Linked DNA regions of Homo sapiens: region 1 is linked to region 2. A link is an interaction called in ENCODE POLR2A ChIA-PET data of the cell type or tissue named here. Cell type or tissue: OCI-LY7. All regions are shown on one strand.

Region 1 (4,000 bases), 200 kb after region 2:
ACAGCCATGTGGAAGGGGTGCAGCCCAGTGGCCTCCTGCCAGGTCCTGGGTCTCATCGTTGCTCTGGGTGGTGAGATGTGCTTCCAGGGAGAGACTCAGGGAGCCTCCATGTACTTGCTTCTGGGTTGGTCATTGTGAAGTGGCTGCTGCAGTCACTTGCCTAGCACATCTGGCTGCCAGGAGGAAGCCAAGACACAGGGGACACATAGAGGCACATGGCCCCAGGAGCCCTCACCCTCGTCCTGAAAGTTTGAGGTAGCTGTGGTCGAAGGGCCAGAAGGTTGGGTACAGGACTGTAGCTCACACGGTGTGAAGCATGACTGGCTCCTGCCGGGTATTTCCGTGTTATGCCTTCTCAAGTGCAAAGCCAGGGCCCAGGGCCCCCGATGATAGCAGGCCGGCCCAGGGCCCCTGATGGTAGCAGGCCAGCCCAGCTCTGAAATCACCTGCCTCCCCCGAGGCCAGCTCATCAGCTACAGGGCAGGAGGATTTCTGGTGTGTGTGAAGGATGCCAGTGACCCTTGGTGACGCGGGGACTCTTGTTTCAGGTTCACACATCGTGTAAAGAATCCTTGCTGACCAAGTGCCCACTTGGCCTGTGCAAAGTGTCAGTCATCCCACCCACGGCTCTCAACAGCATCGACTCCGATGGTGGGTACCACACATGCTTATCCTTCTCATGCACGCCCACACGCTTCCTTCTCCACGCACTTTCTCTTCTCCAGCTCTGGAGTTGGTTATCTTGGTGAGATGTCAGCAAGAGGTCAGGCACAGCTGTTGGGGGTGCTGGAGGAGTTGCACAGAGCGGCACACGGCGCCCTGATGCTGCGGCATTGCCCTTAGATGGGCCAGAGACCCAAGCCTGGCACTTGACGTGGAGGTGATGCTGTTGAGTGGCACCCAGGCTTAGACAGGCCTGAGACCCGAGCCTGGCACTTGACGTGGAGGTGATGCTGTTGAGTGCAACCCAGGTCTGGGGCCTTCTCCGTCATGAGCCATTGAAGCTGTGCCCCATCTCTGCCTAGCACATGCTGGCACACTGGCTTGCAGCTGCTCTCATGTCTGGCTGGGACATGGTGGCACCTGTTGACAAGTACTGGTGGAAAGGGGGATGTGGGGTACATGGCTCAGAGGAGATCAAGAAGAGAAGACAGCAGAAAGGTGGCATTTGGACAGCTTGTGAATGTGGAGGTCAGATGGATGGGGCTCCCGGCCTCACACATGGAGACCGGCTGTGGGGAACTGTTCACTGACCTCCTCCTGACTTACAGGTGTGCATGTGTCAGGTGTGTGTCCTTTGGGGGGGTCTGCTGCTGCTGATTCCATCAGTGGTGCCCTCAGCGTCTTCCGTGGCCTATATATTTTCTTCTGTTCGTTCTTGCGTCCAGGGTTCTGGAAGGCCAGCTGTCCTCCTTCTTGCACAAGCCCACTGTTGGTCTTCGTCAATTCAAAAAGTGGGGACAACCAGGGTGTGAAGTTCCTCAGAAGATTCAAACAGCTACTAAACCCCGCCCAGGTCTTCGACCTCATGAACGGAGGCCCACACCTCGGGTAGGAAGCTTGTAAAATATATCTTTCTTGGAGTTTTAAAAATTGTGTAGATAGTGTGTGCTTGTTAAAAAAAAAAAGTTCAAAGACACAAAGCTTTAAATAGGAAAGAAAAGTTGAACTGCTTCCTTCCCAAATTGCACTTGCAGAGGTGCCCACTCTTAATAGAGGTGCATGGCCTTCCAACTTTGAACACAGTGCGCGTGTGCACACACGTACATACATCCATGTACACACACCCATGCACGTGCATCTTTTGAGCCAATCAGGATTCTTCTTTACCTGCCGTTGCACAAATGCCTTCTGTATGTGTCTGCATACAACGTTGTGGGTGTATTTTCTTTCATTTTATAATTTTTTATTTATCTGTCTATCTATCATCTATCTATCTATCTATCTATCTATCTATCTATCTATCTATCTATCTATCTATCTATCTGTGGGTGTATTTTCCTGGCGTGCCTCGTTCTTTGTAACAGCTGCCTAACATTGAGGAAGAAGCTGTCCTGCAGCGAGGCCAGGAGGAGTGTTTGCTGAGAGGCACAGGAGGCCGCTCGGTGTGCAGGTGCTGCAAGGCAGGAACACGTAAGGGCGGCGTTGGGCCAGAGCGATTTCCACTGTGCATCAGCAGCACAGAGATTAGACTGTTCCTCTGCTTGCTGGAGAGCCATGTGTGTTCTTTGTAGTTTTTTACTTTTCATAAGTTTGTAGAAAACATTTGCCTTTGTGAATTTTGCCATTTGAATGAATTTCTTCCTCTGGAAGCATCAGTTCCAGGTCGGAGCTCTAAGAGGACTTGCTGGCACTGCCGGAGATGTCCAGGATACCCGTAGTGGGAAGTGCCTGCAGAGCCTGTGGTCTGGCCTGTATTTCTCTGGGAGGAGTCAGTGGGGTCTGTGTATTAGGAGCCAGGGGCTACTCTGATGTGAACCTCGGCCAGCTCCCTGCGTGTCCTTGGCGTACATGCCAGGGTAAGAGGAACATGCTGCTCGTCGTTGGTCCTGTGGGTGTCTTCTGTGTTGCTCATCCCCACTCACAGCCAGGCGCAGTCGGAGAGCAGTCACAGATGGCAGCATTCCAGCCTGCTTCCGCAAAGGCAGTACTCCCACATTTTCTGTAGAAAGACTTCTTATCTGAATGGTGGAGGATTGCATTCACTAGTAGGCTGATCAAGATATTTTAATTTTAATTTTACTGTTTTTTGAGACAAGAGTCTTGCTAGGTTACCCAGGCTGAGTACACTGGTGCAATCCTGGCTCACAGCAGCCTCAACCTCCTGGGCTCAAACCACCCTCCTGCCTTAGCCTCCTGAGTAGCTGGGACTACAGGTGTGTACCACTATGCCCAGCTAATTTTTTTTTTTTATGTTTTGTTGAGCCTCACAAAACTTTTAAAATGTTTTGTAGAGTGGTCTCACTGTGTTGTCCAGGTTGGTTTCAAACTCCTGGAGCCAAATGATCCTCTTGCCTCAGCCTCTCAAGAGTGTTGGATTACACTGCCTGGCAAAGAAATAATTTTAGTTAAAAAGTGGGGAAAGTGGAGATATAATACGTCTGTTATCACAATGCACCAAGCAGGCTGAGGTTGTTATTAAACATGGTACCAGGGGTGTTGGAGGAATGCTGTGAAATGGCTGTGGGCAGGGCAGGTTACACAGCTGAACTCGAGAATAACGAAATATTCATTTTGGTGTGCAAGCAAAACCCCATGTTTCGTAGTGGGAGTTAAGTATGAGATGGGATGATTTAGGAAGCCCCCACAGCGGCGTAAGGGGAGTTGAGTCGTCATTTACCATTTCTGGAAGCAGCTCATCTCACACAGCTCACAGCAGAATCTGGAGCTACTGCTTCATGTTCCAGTTCCTGGCCTTGACCTGTCACCTCTTCTCCCGAGAGCAGGGGGCCTTACAGGTGTCAGTGTTCTGTGTGGAGCCTGGGCTTGGTGCCGCATCACCTATGCCTGTCTGTCTTCTGAGCACTCATTCTGGGTCAGACACTGAGCTCGAGGCAGGGTGCGCAGGTGAGCCAGGCGGGGAGTGCAGATGCAGGGAATGGGTAGGAGCACACGCAGGGTCCCCCGGCACTTCAGTGGGGGTGACACAGCTTCTCTGGGAACCCGGTGGGGGCAGGGTCGCAAGTCAAACTGGGCGTCCTTCCACGTCTCCCCGAGCTGGCATCCGAGGAGCTCTAGTGTTCTGAAGGCTGCAGGGAGGCGGGAGGCTTCTGGGCTGAGGGCACCGCTTGTGCAGAGGCGAGGCAAGAGGGAATGCAGTGGGGCCAGGCCAGGCAGCAGCAGAAAGGTGGCACCTGCCGTCAGGGAGGGCTGCGGGTGCTGGCCAAGAGGTTCGACTCCTTCCTGCAAATGAGGGGCAGCCTCATAAAGCAAGGCCCGTGGCCAGGCTCGTGTTTTAGAAAGGTCTTCCTGGAACTCATGGGGAGCTTTCAGGAAGGGT
Region 2 (4,000 bases):
GTCGTGTGTGTGTGTGTGTGTGTGTGTGTGTGTGTGTGTGTGTCTTTCTCTCTCTTCTTGCTCTCTCTCTCTCTCTCACTCACTTGCTGGCTCTCCACACAGCCTCTCCACATGACTATCTTGGGCTTCCTCACAGCATGGTGGCCTCCCTGCAGTCGGGCTCTGTAGATGCTGGCTGGTTTATCACAGAGCAAGCATTCCAAGAGACTGAGAAGGAGCTGCAAGGCTTCTTGTAACCCAGTTTTGAACCTTGTGCAAAGACGCTTCCTCCGCATTTTATTAGTTACATAGAAGCAGCCCAGACTCAGTCCAGGGATTACCAGGAGGCATGGTGTGGCAGACTGGGAGTAAGGGGAGCTTTGGAGAGGAACTACCATGGATACCCCTTTCCCACTCAGCCACAGGCCTCTGGGGCAGCCAGCCTCACCCTCCAGCCTGAGGGTGAACAAGATGGGTCTAAAGGTGATGCCTTCCCCTTGCCAAGAATGAGCATGTGACCCTGTTTTGGTCAATGAGATATAAGGGGGATGTCTGCTGGGCTTCTGGGGAAGTTTTCACATTCCTAAGAGAGAGTCTTCTTCCTCAGGTCATGCTCGGATTTGAATAAGTTTTCTGGAGCTGCCCTGGGCATTTTCCATCAGCCTGAGGATGACACCATCCCTAAGAAGGGCAGAGCAGACAGGTGGAAAGACCCAGGGCCCTGGATGCCACAGTGTAGCCCATCCACAGCCAACCCTGAAGCCCACCCTACTTTGGGACTCTCTGTTATCTGAAATAAGCCAAGACCACGTCTCTCTCTCTCTATATATATGTGTGTGTATGTGTATACATATATACACATACATACATATATGTGTGTGTATATATATACATATATATCACTCATATATATACACACATACATATATGATATATATGAGTAATATATATGTGTGTACATATATATGAGTGATATATATGTGCATATATATGATATATATAGATATATAGATATGTATGATATATATAGAGATATATCATATATATATAGATAGATATGTATCTATATATATATAGATATATATATCACTCAGGCTGGAGTGCAGTGGTGTTATCACAACTCACTGCAGCCTCAAGCTCCTGGGCTCAAATGATCCCACCTCAGCCACCCCTTAGCTCTCCTATGCACAGAGGGCTGTACAGTAGATGGCTGTCTGAATTTGGCCTGCGGGCCATATTTCGCTGATCCCTGGTTTAAAATGTCAAGGAGTAAATACTGCTGACACAAGATGCTGACTTAAGGCTGCTTGTCCCTCTAATCCCCACTGTAAATTATCATTATAATTATCCACTGATGCTCAGGTTCGCAAATCTGCAGATTGTAACTTAATTTAATTCTTGCTTGAGTGAGAGGATGAGTTTACCTTAAGCTTAAAAGATGGTAACTTTTAAGATTAAGGTAATGGGTGTGAGGTGGGTGCTGGGCTTCTGTAAGAGAAGTCAAGACTTGTAAGGAGAAAAATATTCTTACAGCTTAATAAGGCAAAGGAGAGTCACTAGCAAGAATCAAAGTGCTTATTGCCTTTTAGATACTTCCCCAGTACCCCACTTCCTGACCAAACCACAAAGGTCACTTCCTCTTGCCTCCAATACACACACCTTTAACTGAGAAACCTTAATCGGGGTGGGGATCATGTTGGTCACCAAGGAGATGGGACCTTGAGGGAAGAGAGATAAAAAGAAGTAAAGAAGTCTGGGCATGGTAGCTCATACCTGTAATCCCAGCACTTTGGGAGACCGAGGCAGGCAGATCACCTGAGCTCAGGAGTTCAAGACCAGCCTGACCAACATGGAGAAACCCTGTCTCTACTAAAAATACAAAATTAGCCGGGCATGGTGGCGCATGCCTGTAATCCCAGCTACTTGGGAGGCTGAGGCAGGAGAATCACTTGAACCCAGGAGGCAGAGGTTGCAGTGAGCTGAGATCATGCCATTGCACTCCAGCCTGGGCAACAAGAGCAAAACTCTGTCTTAAAAAAAAAAAAAAGAAGAAGAAGAAGTAAAGAAGGCCAAGCGTGGCGGCTCATGCCTGTAATCCCAGCATTTTGGGAGGCCAAGGCAAGTAGATCACTTGAGGCCAGGAGTTCAAGAACACCCTGGTCAACATGGCAAAACCCTGTGTCTACTACAGATTAAAAAAAAAAAAAAATCATCCGGGCATGGTGGCACACGCCTGTAATCCTAGCTACTCAGGAGGCTGAGGCATAAGAATCACTTGAACCCGGAAGGTGGAGGTTGCAGTGAGCCAAGGTCATGCCACTGCACTCCAGCCTGGGTGACAGAACGAAACTATCTCAAAAAAAAAAGAAAAAGAAGAAAAGAAAATAAAACAGGTGGGGAGGGAGAGACTGTGTAAGGGAGAGGGTGTGGCCTACTCCGCCCACCAGGGTGTGATTAAGGAATGTACCTCCATGGTCTGGGCAGATCCAGGCCCTAGGGAAAGCTCAGGGGTAAGTTGAAAAGACCATGGAAGCCACTCCTGAATCTCCACCTCAATGTGGACTCTGTAAGGGCTGGGCCAGATCTCTTAAGCCTGAAGCAAAGGACAACTGAACATTTTCCAAGGTCCTTCCTGTGCTTCACAGGCTAGACCGTTCTGCCCTGGACTGGACTGTCCCACACTTCCAGGAGAACCCCATGCTCTGGGGTCTCCCTGGTGTTTGGAGAAGCCATTTATCCATGCAGACAATTTGACAAAATGAAGGGAGATATGCAAGGATTTCTGAGGAAATTTTAGCTGTGGGGAAGCTTCATAGAAACTGAGGTCCAGTGTGCACTTTGGGATCGAAATATTTCCTTATTGAAAAGAAGAGGCTCGGAGACAAAAAGCCGGAGTGCGTGGAATGTCACGTGCCACGCAGAGGTGCCAGTCCTGGAGCCCCATCTCTGCAGGAAGCTGTGTCCCTGGGTGGCTTCTCCTGATTTGGGGACCAGCCTCTCAAAGGCAAAGTGCCTGGGCGTTCAGATTTGCAGAGCAAGTTAGAAAGTTAGACAAATCGGTGTTCCCATTTTTGGCCCTTATAAAGACAAAATGTCAACTTGATACTAAAGCAAAGACCCATATCTCATGGCATACGATATTTATTTATTGATTGAATCAAAATCAGATTCCACTGCTGCATACTGTCTGGTTCTGCTGTACGAGAACGCAGTAGTGGTTAGATATGCTGCAGAGCTATTCATATCTCGTGAGTCATTGGAACAGTGCGTTTTGAAATGGTGTCCCTTCACTTTCTGTTTAGGGGGAAAAGAGGAAATAGTTCTATGACAACAGCAGTATTTTCTAATATTCTAGGTTTATTCTAATTTTTTATTTATTTATTTTTTTTAGACAGAGTCTTGCTCTGTCACCCAGGCTGGAGTGCAGTGGTGCAATATCGGCTCACTGCAACCTCCGCCTCCCGGGTTCAAGCAATTCTCCTGCCTCAGCCTCCCAAGTAGCTGGGATTACAGGCACCCACCACCATGCCCAGCTAATTTTTGTATTTTTAGTAGAGACAGGGTTTCGCCATGTTGGCCACGCTGGTCTTGAACTCCTGACCTCAAGTGATCGCCTGCCCCGGCCTCCCAAAATGCTGGGATTACAAGCATGAGCCACCATGCCCTGCCTATTCTAATATTTCTAATTGTAATTTTGGAGTTATGATTTTTTGGGGGGGGGCTATGATTTTTTTGGGGGTTATGATTTTTTTAATTCGAAATTTCTCCCACCTGCAGATACTATTATTTAGAGCAGAGCTTAACTTACTCAGAAGTTCATGAGATCTCAGATCCAGAAACTTTTCCCAAGAAGCTTGGACATGGATTGCTGGTAAACACAAAAACTGCATGGAGGGCAGAGCAGCCGGTTGACTCCCCCTTGTCAATATCTTAAAGTGGAAAAGCTTGACTTAGTGACTGTCATTTTGTCTGCGCAGCCCTGGTCTTTTCTTAGGCTTGCCTGCTTGTATTAGTCTTGGGT

The links. Peaks named below come from ENCODE experiments on the same cell type or tissue, not always from the same donor. Only the 100,000 strongest peaks of a DNase experiment are listed, where the experiment ranks them.
Region 1: POLR2A ChIA-PET joins it to region 2 with 5 read pairs; 2 of 35 experiments call an interaction of 5 or more read pairs at or near these places.

The regions. Positions count from the first base shown.
Region 1 is chr2:233,436,829-233,440,828 of GRCh38, forward strand. It overlaps DGKD (diacylglycerol kinase delta), which reads left to right. Exons shown (of 30, transcript NM_152879.3): 8 at 549-651; 9 at 1,389-1,551. Among named protein-coding and RNA genes, the nearest start is that of DGKD, 84 kb to the left of the region's middle. In OCI-LY7, no CTCF peak of the experiment used is centred here; no DNase peak of the experiment used is centred here.
Region 2 is chr2:233,239,496-233,243,495 of GRCh38, forward strand. No RefSeq gene overlaps it. Among named protein-coding and RNA genes, the nearest start is that of ATG16L1, 10 kb to the right of the region's middle. RefSeq lists a silencer at 3,300-3,494. In OCI-LY7, no CTCF peak of the experiment used is centred here; a DNase peak (open chromatin) is centred at 1,616; H3K4me3 peaks cover 768 bases; H3K27ac peaks cover 1,496 bases.